Linked DNA regions of Homo sapiens: regions 2, 3 and 4 are each linked to region 1. The links are chromatin contacts, found by Hi-C or POLR2A ChIA-PET in ENCODE. All regions are on one chromosome and are shown on one strand. The core of a region is the stretch at or near the end of the contact, and the rest is flanking DNA. Distances in the headings are between cores, read along the strand shown.

What was found. Hi-C counts contacts between places; a loop is a spot of excess contacts on that map. ChIA-PET counts read pairs that join two places held with the same protein, here RNA polymerase II (POLR2A). Pooled maps may share reads with other maps.
Region 2: a loop to region 1 is called in a map of posterior cingulate gyrus, with 6 times the contacts of the local background. The contact joins two enhancer-like sites. A Hi-C loop is called at or near these places in 1 of 168 maps with a recorded cell type or tissue (posterior cingulate gyrus) and 7 of 50 pooled maps. POLR2A ChIA-PET finds 5 or more read pairs at or near these places in 1 of 52 experiments (activated B cell).
Region 3: a pooled map shows a loop between it and region 1 (3-fold over the local background). The contact joins two enhancer-like sites. A Hi-C loop is called at or near these places in 1 of 37 single-sample maps with no recorded cell type and 2 of 50 pooled maps. POLR2A ChIA-PET finds 5 or more read pairs at or near these places in 2 of 52 experiments (T-cell and activated B cell).
Region 4: a loop to region 1 is called in a map of naive thymus-derived CD4-positive, alpha-beta T cell, with 2.3 times the contacts of the local background. The contact joins the promoter of PRKAR2B here to the enhancer-like site in region 1. A Hi-C loop is called at or near these places in 1 of 168 maps with a recorded cell type or tissue (naive thymus-derived CD4-positive, alpha-beta T cell).

Annotation. Positions count from the first base shown.
Region 1 is chr7:106,893,704-106,897,007 of GRCh38, forward strand. The region is part of intron 10 of PIK3CG (phosphatidylinositol-4,5-bisphosphate 3-kinase catalytic subunit gamma); the gene reads left to right. Among named protein-coding and RNA genes, the nearest start is that of PIK3CG, 30 kb to the left of the region's middle. Within about 2 kb of position 1,673, at least 4 of the 41 ENCODE cell types and tissues checked have a DNase peak (open chromatin) inside an H3K27ac peak, as active enhancers do.
Region 2 is chr7:107,146,203-107,149,506 of GRCh38, forward strand. It overlaps PRKAR2B (protein kinase cAMP-dependent type II regulatory subunit beta), which reads left to right. Exons shown (of 11, transcript NM_002736.3): 6 at 106-259. Among named protein-coding and RNA genes, the nearest start is that of HBP1, 21 kb to the right of the region's middle. Within about 2 kb of position 1,465, at least 3 of the 41 ENCODE cell types and tissues checked have a DNase peak (open chromatin) inside an H3K27ac peak, as active enhancers do.
Region 3 is chr7:107,124,866-107,128,169 of GRCh38, forward strand. All of the region lies in intron 3 of PRKAR2B (protein kinase cAMP-dependent type II regulatory subunit beta), which reads left to right. Among named protein-coding and RNA genes, the nearest start is that of HBP1, 42 kb to the right of the region's middle. Within about 2 kb of position 1,771, at least 6 of the 41 ENCODE cell types and tissues checked have a DNase peak (open chromatin) inside an H3K27ac peak, as active enhancers do.
Region 4 is chr7:107,042,888-107,046,191 of GRCh38, forward strand. It overlaps PRKAR2B (protein kinase cAMP-dependent type II regulatory subunit beta), which reads left to right and starts at 1,818. Exons shown (of 11, transcript NM_002736.3): 1 at 1,818-2,327. The coding sequence starts at 2,021. RefSeq lists silencers at 1,571-2,130, 1,917-2,211.

The DNA.
Region 1 (3,304 bases), core at 423-2,922:
CTAGAGATATATTTGAAGACTTCCTATAGCAAGTACTGTCATGCATTGCTTAACAGTGGGGATACATACAGAGAAATGCATCATTAGGCAATTTCGTCATTGTGTAAACATCAGAGTGAACTTACACAAACCTAGGTGGTAGTCTTCCACACACCTAGGCTATATGATATAGCCTATTGCTCCCAGGCTCCAAACCTGTACAGCATGTTACTTACTGAATACTGTAGGCAGTTGTGACACAATGTTATGCACTTGTGTATCTAAACACATCTGAACGGAAAAGGAACAGTAAAAATATGGAATTATAATCTTATGAAACAACTATGATAGATGCAGTCCATGGTTGACCAAAACATTGTTATGCAGTACATGACTGTATATAGGACTTGTGATGTACAGTTTTAAATTAGCCTCCTTCCCCAACCCATTGTGGATTGTTTCCTTTCCTTTTTTCAGCCAATTCTAACTAATGCTATTTTGACTTTTGTATCTCCAAATAGTCCACCTTAAATCCTTTTTGGAACAAGGCTGAAGGATAAATCACACACACACACACAGACACACACACACACCCCTACGTGCACGCTATCAGAATATTGACTAAAGTAGAATAGCTTATTGTAGCATTTAGGTTTCTAATGTGCTTCTAGCTAAATATTCGAGAAGATGACAGTACAGCCCTTCTCCTGGTAAACAGAGCTAGTCTGAGAATCACTTTTCAAGTACTTACAGATAAAAATCCTAATTCAAACTCATCAAATGCATGGCCAAGTACCAGACACACTCCTCTTTTGGATTTACCAGAAAGTGTGCTCTCATGCACTGTTAGGTCTAATAATCAGTGACCTTCTCTGTTTTGCCAAAATAATTCCTAAAGACTGGCTAGCCAATGCATTGATTTTTATTAAAAAAACAAAATAACAAAATAAAATTCTCTGCCTTTGACTGGAATGATTTTTATCCATTGTCTCCTTCCTCTAGCAGACAGAGGCAACATTACTATTTAGGAAAAGTAAGTGGAGGTTCCACTTCATTTCTAGATGAAAATGGAGGATTTTGATGTTAAGTATTTCATGTGACCTCAGACAGTCTGTAGCAGCCACAGCTCATCAGTGGTTAATAAATTAGTAGATTGTATATAAAAGTAGTTTGTTTTCAGTTTAGTGAACTGATAGTTGGGGCAGTTAGCAAATCAAGTAAAAGTTTGGGCCCTGAAATGATAATGAATTCCTTTGTTCCCAAGACTTCTAAGGGCAGTAGCTTTGTAAAAACAATTCTTTCTGTTAGTACTAGATGCTATAATTAAGGCATTTGAATCAACAATGAAATTGAGAGCAGATGTACTACGTAGGCTCAATCTATTTATTAGCTACTAATGGAGAATGTTCTAGCTAATGGCATTAATAATAATGTAATGTTCCCCACATTTGTAGTCATTAACAAGTGCATTAAACCAAGTCCTCGAAGTCAGATTTTTCCCTTACTCTTCTTCTCTCAATAATACAAATCCTTCAACAGTCAGTTGAGAAGGAGAGAATGAGGATGTTTGAGGTCAAGGAGAGGCAGCCCTGGCAGAAGGGAAAATTACAGCCAGTAACTTCTGTGTTCTGTGTTTTCCCCTGAGCTCCCCAGGCCACATCCTCATAGTCCCTGAAACCACAGGCCTCTAGGCCAAGGTAGTGTCAGAACACTCCCACAGACCCTGTGGCTGAGTCCAAAAGGCAGAAATGAAACTTCTGGGACTGAGCGGGCAGGGCAGGTGCTCGGCTGTGCCCCCCAGGGTGAGAGAACCACCTGCAGGAAGCCAGTGTTGCTGTATGCTTCCATCCTGCCCACCTCAGTGGGCCAGCACCATGACAGCCTCCCTTTGACACTGGTTGGAGTGAGGCTTATCCCCAACTCCAACCTACCTCACCCCCTAGGCCTTTACTAAGAGACCTTGTGGGCAGATGGTCTAGAGGGACAGTGAGCCCCTTAGCGTTGAACAGTATGTGTATTCAATAATGCAGCTCCTCGTGGTATTGATTAGTAATCATAGCCAACTACTTATGTAGCACTTAAATCTCACCACAACAACATGAAATGGGTATCATTCTTATTATTCTTAATCTATATTTAAAAGAGGTTAAGTGACTTCTCCAGTGATATATAGTTTACCAGTAATAAAGCCAAAATTAGAATTCATTCAGCTTGATGTGAATCTGTGTTGTTAACCACCACAGCACACTGCCTTTCAGCAAAGGCTGATTAAAGCTGCACCAAGTCTCTAAGTGTGTACAGCCCATCAGAATCTCGACACTGTGTTTGACAAGCATGGGACGTGCAGTTAAACTGGGGAAGAAATTTCTTTCTCATAGAAGAGATCCTTGTGTGTGAAAATTAGAACTATCTGAATAAATTAGAATCAACAGAAATTCTTTATGTGAGTGAAATAGCCTTCGAGAAAAGCAGGACAGTTATTTCCTTTAACGCCTCTCCTTGGGTACAGCAGGGATAGGTGAATTCCTGCATCACTGCTTAACAAGTATTTACTGAGCACCAGTGGATTGGTGTTATAATAACTTGGCCTCAGGTTAATTTCCCTCCTTGAAAATGTTCTATTAAAAAGAGTTTGACCACACAGTGGGCTCACACAGCAGGGGATTTATGTGGATCCCCCAGTGTATGGAAGGACAGAAAATAATTAAAAATCAGAATGTACTCTAATTCAAAACCAAAAGGCGTCCCCATCTATGTCCTTGTGAAAATTGTGCAAGTTGGCAAATTAATGAGGCTGTTGCCTGGGGTGAAGTCTGCACTTAGCCTGTATAATTACTAAGAAATGAGAGAGACCTCAGTGGGTCCTACGGATGAGCAAAAGAAAATAATTTCCGGACATAAGTGGAGTCATTAAGAATGCAAGAGCACTAATGCACTGGGGCCACTTCCAGGGGACAAGTGATGGCTGGGCAGCAGCAGCAACAGCCCACACAAGTCTCCCGCTTCTTGGTGAACAGGGAGGAAATGCAGAGGGGATGGTAGGCAAGGGAGAGGACTGACGTTTATTGAGCCTTCACTATGTACCGGCCTCCATGCTGGGCGCTTTATGTATATTGTCTCACTTAGAAAATGCCAGAATATTCCATGGGTTTTGTATTGCTTAGGATGATGTGTACCCTGCCCAGCCTTGACATACAGAATGACACAAGCCTGACCTCAATTATCATTGCAGTTACCCTACCACACACAAATGTCACAGACAATATCAGCTAAAAGCAAAAGAAAACTCACTATTAATATTTTGTCCTATAAATTTATATTCTTT
Region 2 (3,304 bases), core at 215-2,714, 250 kb after region 1:
AGGCTGGAAATAAGATTTTTATTTCACAGGGCTCTTTTCTGAAATAATGTTTTATTTTAATGATATTTTATTTGAATTAACCTCCAATCTACATATGTCCAACAGAGGCACATTTGATATTTATGTGAAATGTGATGGTGTTGGAAGATGTGTTGGTAACTATGATAATCGTGGGAGTTTCGGCGAACTGGCCTTAATGTACAATACACCCAGAGCAGCTACAATCACTGCTACCTCTCCTGGTGCTCTGTGGGGTTTGGTGAGTAAAATACTTATTTGACCTGAATGTTATGATTTGTAGCAATTGCTATGACGGTGTTACAAATTGCCGCATGTAGTATTTTAATTTAAAGATCATCAGTCATCAGGTAATTTATTAAGCAGCCACTGAATGCTGAACTGTAGGGCACTAAGACTTCACTAAGTCAGATCCTGATGTCATTGCCCCCACTCCTCCAGTCCAGTCAGGAGCTTGGGACCTGGTGGCCCAGGAAAGACACTCAGATTCAGAATGCTCCTGTCTTACCCACTCTTAGAAAATAACCAGCCATACAAACACAGCCTTAAGTACTTTTTCTCAGATAGCTTTCTGAGGTAAGTATTATAATCTGATAAAGTTGTGGCTCCCAGAGTGTGGTCCCCTGAACACTGGCAGCTGTATCACTTGGGAACTTTTTAGAAATGCCCATTCTGGGGCCCCACCCACTGATTCTGACCTACTGCATCAGAAATTCGGAGTTTGAGAAACCAGTATAAAAGGATGCTCTTGGTGCTATAAATTGATTGGTAACTACTCTGCATTTAAAAGCAGTTGTGTAGGGAAAAAATGCTTGGTGGCTGTGCTCATGTGCCCCACATCAGAATTACCTGGAGTATTTTTTTAAAATCCTCTTACCTAGCCACGAGGTCAGGAGATCGAGACCACGGTGAAACCCCGTCTCTACTAAAAATACAAAAAATTAGCCGGGCACGGTCGTGGGTGCCTGTAGTCCCAGCTACTCAGGAGGCTGAGGCAGGAGAATGGCATGAACCCGGGAGGCGGAGCTTGCAGTGAAGCTGAGATTGCACCACTGCACTCCAGCCTGGGCGACAGAGCGAGACTCTGTCTCAAAAAAAATCCTCTTACCTAGACCTCACCATGGGCAAATTGATCAGAATCTTCAGCACTGGGACCTGAGCATTAGTACTTTTAAATACATTTCTTAATGTGGTATTCCCGCAAGACTTAAAAGCTGGTTTAAAGATACATTCGGGCAATATTTTCACATATGATAGGATGCAAATTATTAGGCACTACTAAAGCTCCTTCTGGAGGATTGTATTTAAGGTAGTGATTCTCAAACTTTAATATGCTTACAAATCACCTGGGAATCCAGTTAAAATGCAGATTCTGATTCAGTGGTTCTGGGGTGAGGCCCGTGATTTTTGCATTTCTCATCAGCTCCCAGGAGATGGCAGTACTGCCTGATGTCAGGCCAAACCTTAAACAGCATCGATTTAGGGAAATGTTTACAGTATATGTATTTTCTTTTAAAATTGTTGAAAATAGCCCACCCACTAGTTTTGACATGCATTTATTGGGTTATTTCTCTCAAATCCTTTTGTGGAAAGAGAAGAGGTTGAAGTAAATATGAAGTCTGTTAAAAGTCTCATTTCCAAGGACTACTGTATATAGCATTGTGGAAGTCACACATTATTTAGTCACAGTTCAGCATTTGACTCTGAAGTCAATTCAGCTGATAAAAAATATCTCTTGATCAAAGAGACAAGACATTTTACATTTCTTTTAATTGGAACCAGTTATTATATACTTATTTAAAAATGTGATGAGTCACTTTTTTAAGGTTTAGAGGAAAAGCTGAATTGTCTCAGGAAAAGGAAAGAACTGTCAGTGATTTGAATACCCAAAGCCAGCAAAGAAAAAACTTCAAACCAGGACAGTCCTTCACCCACAGAAGTCTTTGTCTGCCTGTAATTAAAGTGGTGGGATAAATCTAGCATCTGCCATGACCTGTTTTATTCAGGAAGGTTTACTTTTCAAATGTAGTCATTCCAATGGGGTTGCCGTTCAGATTCAGATTGTCAGATTGTCACACAGTGAGGAAACTGCCTCCTTGCACATCTTCAGAATAAGATCAACTGTTTTATAGGTTGGCCTCTTTGAATACTGATAGTTTTTAGCCCTTGTAGAAACTTTAATGGGGTATAAAAGACCCAGAATTTCCTAGTGCACGTACTACTTAAGTTCCTAAGATAGGATTAAGCATTTTCAGAGCTTTTTAGTAGTCTATACATGTTATTAAATTTTATAAAAATGGGCAGTTTGTGATAATCCTCCTGACATATAATAGCTTTCTAAAAAAGTTAGAATAATTAACATAATTACTTAGTATTTCAAGCCTACTTTTTAAGGGTGACTTGACTAATTATAATAACTCCTTCTCAGGGAGAGTCGAGTAGAAAATAAATTTTTCTTTTAAGGTCAACAGACTGGAGGTCTGCCTTATAAATACAGGTGTGTAAAGATAAGCAAAAAAAGCCCAAGAGAAAAGTCCATTGCAGAATAGTCTCACTCTGTAAATAATATTTGGTCACTATTAGCCTTAGGGCTAACATGATCTACGTGACTATACTGATGATTTGGAAAGGTGATTTTTGAAATGGCTTCAGGATGAAAGTATTTGAAATTCTGGACTTTATATGTCACAGTGGGTGTGAAGAGGTAGGTTACTAATGGAAAATTCTTTCTGAGAGATATAACTGATTATGATTAGTTTCTAAATCATTAAGCTATTTTGAGTCTTCTCTGTTTTGCAATAACCGCTGTCCATACAATGGTGTTATACCTGATTTCCAAACCTGATTACATATCAGAATCACTTTGGGAGCATTTATGAATTATTGAGCCCTACATGCAGAGATCTTGAGTCATTAAGGTCTGGTGTCTCAGAAATCTTTTTTAATACTATAGCTTATTCTGATGCAGAGCCAGGCTTGGAAATAATTTCAATATTTGTGCTAATTATCTTGTAAAATTTTCTTTTAAAAAAAGTATTAGGAGTAAAACAAGTCCAAATTACAGCCAATACCAAATTGGGAAACAAGATGTTTAATTTCCTAGTGTCTTAGTCCTTTTGGGGTGCTATGACAGACTGTTATAGAATGGGTGGCTTAAGCAGCATACATTTATTTCTCATGGTCTGGACGCTGAGAAGTCCAAGATCAAGGCACCAGAAGATTCGGTGTCTGGTGAGGGCTTGTTTTCCTGTTTAACAGACAGCGTCTTCTACTTGTGTTCTCACAT
Region 3 (3,304 bases), core at 521-3,020, 230 kb after region 1:
AAATGCACTATTTTCAGAGAGTAAATATTTTAGGCTTTGGGGAGTCATGGGGTCTCCTTTGCAACTACTCAGTTCTGCTATAGTAGCTTGAAAGCAGCTGTAGGTAATACATCAATGAAAGGCATGTCTGTTGGGTTACATTAAAACTTTATGACGCTTGAATTTGAATTTAATATAGATTTTATGTGTCAGGAAATATTATCATTTGTTTGATTTTTTTTCCCCCAGTCATTAAAAAAATGTAAAATTATTCTTAGCCTAGAGGCCATACATACAAAAACAGCTTTGCCTGCAGGTGTAGTTTGCTGATCCCTGGTTTAGAATATAGACTCTGTAGCTGGCCTGGCTGGCATGAATTCTGGCTCTGCACCTTGTGGACTGGATGACATTGGACAAGTGATTTGGGCAAGTTGATTTCCTTAACTCTAAATTTCTTAACCTGCTTCATGGGATCTGTCACTAGGATAAAATGAGTTAATATTAGTAAAGCCCTTAGAATAGTACCTGGCATGTATTTATGCTATGTTTGTTTAACAAATAAAATTTTTATCTGAAATCAGGAATGAATTTTAATGAAAACCAAAGTGGCCTCTAGTACACTAAAATCACACTTTGGGTGTATTGCTGAGGCCTCAGTGATCCAGAGAGAGATCCCTTAGGTGGGATCATGCTAAGCCCCAGAGGAAAAATGTAGGAGAGCATCTTCAGAGCAGGTGGCTGCAGTACAGAGGAGCTGGAGTGTCAGAGACCACACCCGCTTTCTGGCTGTTTACTTTCCCCAGTGAAGAGGGATTTTACCGACGAGGTTAATTACAGAGAGTGGACTCTGAGTGCTGAGGAGTAATGGCAGGGTGAGGGAAAAGGGAAACAGGAGGAGAGCAGTAGACCATAGTGATGGAGGTGGGGCTGAGAAAAAAAATACTACTTAGAAATGGTGATTGGGCTGGGTGCAGCGGCTCATGCCTGTAATCTTAGCAGTTTGGGAGGCCAAGGCGGGTGGATCATGAGGTCAGGAGTTTGAGACCAGCCTGGCCAAGATGGTGAAACCCTGTCTCTAATAAAAATACAAAAATTAGCTGGGCACAGTGGCAGGCACTTGTAATCCCAGCTACTCAGGAGGCTGAGGCAGGAGAGTCGCTTGAACCCAGGAGGCAAAGGTTGTAGGGAACCGAGTGCACCACCACTGCACTTTAGCCTGGGTGACAGAGCAAGACTGTGTCTTAAAAAAAAAAAAAAAAAAAAAAGAGGCCAGGCGCGCTGGCTCACGCCTGTAATCCCAGTACTTTGGGAGGCTGAACTGGGCAAATCACGAGGTCAGGACATCAAGACCATCCTGGCTAACATGGTGAAAACCCGTCTCTACTAAAAATACAAAATACAAAATACAAAAAAAAAAAAAAAAAACCAAAGCCAGGCGTGGTGGCAGGCACCTGTAGTCCCAGCTACTCAGGAGGCTGAGGCAGGAGAATGGCGTGAACCCGGGAGGCGGAGATTGCAGTGAGCTGAGATCGCACCACTACACTCCAGCCTGGGCAACAGAGTGAGAATCTGTCTCAAAAAAAAAAAAAAAAAAAAAAAGTCGTCATTGGTACGAGAGGTAGCAGGAAGAAGAGAGAAGAGGAAAAAGCTGGATTTCTGTGTGAAGGCTTATAGGAATTGAATGGGTTGGAGAGAAAGACATAAAGTTGACCAGAGCGAAGCAGGTGCACGATACTGATGCCTGATGCACTCTCCTCTCCCCCCTTTCCTTTCTGAGAACAGCTTCTCAGCAGGCAGACATCTCGGTTGCTTTGGTTTGAAGTTCTAGATGGATTTTGTGAAGTGAGAAATGACTTTCTGTTTTGTTTTAGTGTGTTAGCCTTCCTTATTTGAAGTAGGAGGAAGTGAAGTTTGGTTGGTGTGGTTTGGTTAATACCTGAATTTTAAAGGTTTCTTATGCAGCAGTGAATGAGAAGTCCCTGGGATCTACTTTGTCTGTGTTTGTGTGTCATCTTAGAATCTAGTTTGAGATGAATATTGGGCAGATAGTAAACAAAGGTTTACATCTACCTTACCCTTAGAGGGGAAAGTGCAGTGACCCTTTCTCTTACTAGCTAGTAGTTCTTTCATGTAGTCTTTACATAATGCAAATAAATGGTATATATATCAATAGTTTACATATAAATAGTTTAGCAATACTATAAGTTTCCCCAATTCTTTTCAGGCTTATAATTTTCATTAATTTTTAGCCATCTGATGTGGTTTGAAATGCTGATTTAAATTTCCCATTGTGAGTTTTGATGTTTGTGGCTATAAACTCCACTGCTGCCTGATTCTGTGAGCTCTGATGCTCTGATGGTAGGGCAGGCTGCCTGAAGAGGCAAGGTACCTGCCCATCAGCTCTTGTGGTCACTCTTTGAGTGAGCATTGGAATAGGAAAGGGTGGTGTGTAGGTCTTCAGGAAAACCAACTCCGTGTCTGCTGCTTTTAGGACTACCCCTTGCCCCTCTAACTCATTTTATAGTTACAAACTGTTCATGTTCACAAAAGAGTGGACCTTTTGGTCCAAGTCAGTTGAGCCTCCTGCTAGTGAAAAGGGACTCGAGAGATAGCAAGCCACACTTACACACACGGCATTCTGCCACTCTTCACACTCTAGAATACAAGTTTAGTGAGAATATAGCACACTAGTTTCCTTGAGTTCCTTCTGAAATCAGTGCACCAGCCAGCCTCCTTGGACTCTTTTTCCCTGGAACACATATTCTCTTGGAGTGGCAGTGCATGATTGTTTGCTCCCTTCTAAAAATCACTTGCTCGCTGTGGGGCAGGTACATACCACATGTGTAAAAATATATTCGGCATCTAATGCCATATACATTTAAACATTTTACTTCTTTCCAGGGACCTTATCAAGATTCAAAAGAAAGAATTACATCCTGAAAGAGTATTAAACTCAGTAGAAACAGAATGACAGCAGTCCAAATTTTCAGTGTAGCTGCTGGCACCTGTTGTCCTTTTGTACGGGTCCCCACTGGCTGGGAGCTTTGGAATCTTCCTAGCCAGTCACAGTTGTGTGCATAATGAACTTGCTAACCTAGGGGAAAATATGCTTTTGAAAAACATTTCAGTGCTATATTGATGAATGGATACCAACCTCCCCCGAACAAGGTGAATTATGTTCCCCTACTTGGTAGGCTCATAAGTTACCAGTCACCAAAAGTGAATCTCAGCACCAACCTGAAGCAAACTTGAGCGCTAACAGTTCTTCTTTCTAATGTTGGTTCTGATTTTTGTTAGTTTTTAAAATCTCTTTGAGTGAGATGGT
Region 4 (3,304 bases), core at 568-3,067, 150 kb after region 1:
ACTCTGAACTGCCCACATTTAGATTCCAGAGAAATAAATCTTAAGCTATTGTATTTCGCATTTTCTGCCACATGTGAGCAGTGTTTATCATAATTAATACAAATATTATCACAAATTTAGACAGGTGATACACATGCATCTTAGATTACCAGATCCGTAAAAATAATAATGCTTACACGGTAGAGAGTAGTACTAACATTGTGCTCCAACCGGTGACATGTGAGGCTCACCATATTTTATAAAAGTTTAATTCTTTTTTTTTTTTTTTGAGACGAAGTCTCACTCTTGTCCCCCAGCCTGGAGTGCAACGGCACTGCACGATCTCGGTTGACTGCAACCTCCGCCTCCTGGATTCAAGCGATTCTTCTGCCTAAGCCTCCTGAGTAGCTGGGATTACAGGTGCCTGCCACCATGCCCGCTAATTTTTGTATTTTTAGTAGAGATGGGGTTTCACCATGTTGGCCAGGCTGGTCTTGAACTCCTGACCTCAGGTGATCCGCCCACCTCGGCCTCTCAAAGTGTTGGGATTACAGGCATGAGTGAGCCACTGCGCCCGGCCAAAAGTTTAATTCTTAAAATGCTCGACACAATTAGAAGCACTTAACTACTGTATATTTAAAGCAACGTAACATTATTACTATAAAGTTGTTAAGAAATGAAAATAGAGAAATACATTGGCTCATGGAGTCAATACAGGATGCATCATTAACAAAGGGTTAACATCAAGATCCATTTTTACAAGAGGGACTAGTTCGTTACATCTCTGATTTCTAGACTTGGAGTTTCCCCAGTCATGTGTTTACTCTTCCGTGGGTGGGAAGATAAATCAGAATAACCAAGTGAGCTTGCTCTTGAAATATTTTATTTACAATGATATGATAATTGTAGAAAATGAAGTATGCGTACTTAAATAGAATTTAATTGACAAAAGACAATTTTCTCTACTTCAAAATTGTAAACATTTGCAAAGTAAGCCTCATTTCAAAGTCAAAGCCTTCTACTTTAAAAGCACACATTAGTAATTCTATTTTTCTTTATACTGAAGTATTTCAATTTTTGGACATACAAGTCAAAAATCATTCAAAGCATAAAGGAAAGTTTCAAAATAATAAGCGCCTCATCCTGCACTATCCTATTTAAAAGAGATCAACTAACTTTGATAGGTGCCTCTCAATAAATGGTGCCTTTGTCTCAATAAATAGTAAATGCGTGGAGTGCACAACGGAATAGCATCAGTAAGACGAAACATAATAAACAGGATGGATCGGGAAAGGCTGGATAAAATGTGGGGAAGAAAAAGAAAGACGTCACAAAGATGGGGTAGCATTTCTTTGTCCAAAAGAGAACCAGTACCACCATAAGACTTTAAACAAAGGACATTAGCAACACTTATCATGCAACTAGATTCTAGAAGGAAAATAAAATGCCACTACTAAGGTGGAGGCTGAAGTTTCAAGACAAATCTCCTGGCACCACCTCTGCGGGGGTTCACCATGGCGAATGACGCCTGGGAAGCGGGGCGAGTGGCCAGCCCGCTCCTGGACGCGCGGACAGGTGGACACGAAGGCGGCCTCGCTGGGCCTCCCTCCGCCTCTCCCGGCCCGGGCGCGCAGCCCTGCGGTGGTCTGACAGGCGGGTGCGCGGCGCCAGCCAGCGGAGGTTGCCATGGTTTCCGGGGGTCACGTGGGCGCGCTCTCCTGCGCCCCCTCCCGCGCACCGCGGCGGGGCGGGGGCGGGGCGCCCGGGCGGGGGAGAGGCGCGGCCGCGGCTGGAGCGGGAGGAGCAGGAGATGCTGCCAGCCCTCCCGGGGCCGCGCTCGCTCAGCCGCCGCCACCACACGGAGCAGACGCGCGCCGGGAGCCGCGGGCCGGGCCAGCCGGGCCGCCGGGGCCCAGTGCGCCGCGCTCGCAGCCGGTAGCGCGCCAGCGCCGTAGGCGCTCGCTCGGCAGCCGCGGGGCCCTAGGCCGTGCCGGGGAGGGGGCGAGGGCGGCGCCCAGGCGCCTGCCGCCCCGGAGGCAGGATGAGCATCGAGATCCCGGCGGGACTGACGGAGCTGCTGCAGGGCTTCACGGTGGAGGTGCTGAGGCACCAGCCCGCGGACCTGCTGGAGTTCGCGCTGCAGCACTTCACCCGCCTGCAGCAGGAGAACGAGCGCAAAGGCACCGCGCGCTTCGGCCATGAGGGCAGGACCTGGGGGGACCTGGGCGCCGCTGCCGGGGGCGGCACCCCCAGCAAGGGGGTCAACTTCGCCGAGGAGCCCATGCAGTCCGACTCCGAGGACGGGGAGGAGGAGGAGGCGGCGCCCGCGGACGCAGGGGCGTTCAATGGTGAGGACCAGACCCCCCACTTCGCGCCCCCGGATCCCCTCGCTGCCCCCCACCGCTCCCCGCTGTGCTCTCGGATCTTGCCGCTTTGCGCACCCACCTCTCCCCGCATTCTCCACCTTTCCCTACCTTCCCATCTCGCCCACCCCCTCAGCATCCATTTCTGTCTCTCCCACTCGCCCACCTTCCTACTCCGCTCTCTGTCATACCCTCTTCCCTTCCTCTAGAGGTGGGAGAGCTGGGATGTTACGCTTCCCTCTTACCCTTTGCCCCCTCTGCCTGGGCCGGTTGGGGTGGGCATCTGCTAGAAAGACAACTTTCGCTGTGGTTGGAGGTATTTCGCTTAGAGGATACCATTGTGCATAAAGAAACTGGCCCGCTTGGCGTCTTCTTTCAGCCCTTGTATTTATTAATGGAATGTCGAAAGAGAAAAGGAGAACCGTGTTTAATATGATTGGCTTTACTGTTGTTAGGACGGTAGATTCGCTAAAAGAAGCATGAAATTGGACTCACTGGGGCAGAACAAAATTTATGGCCAGTAGCTCTGACATTCTTGGAAATAAGAGTTATCTATTATTTTCCAATTTACCAATACCGTGTTGTGTTATTTTTGGACACGTAACAAAGGATTCTATTTAGTCTGAAACCCACGGGGGTCTTTGGAACGAGGAAATGGGTTAATGGTTTGCTTTTTATATAAAAGACATATTGAATGATTTGGTGCTTTATTTTTTTAAAAGTGTATGAGAAAAACACTGTAGGAAGTTCTGAAAGCTTGTTGGTTGTCTTTAGAATGAAAAGCCAGTGAGTAATTGTAAGGATTGTGCCAGACAGTAGAGCTAGAAAGAATGAATGGGAAAGAAAAAGGAATTTTCTCAAATAGCTGCTCCTGGCAAGTCCCACCCCTTCTGCTTACAACCCTCTTTCCCTAACACACCCAGACACACACCCTCATTTACAGCCCCTTGTATTACACAACA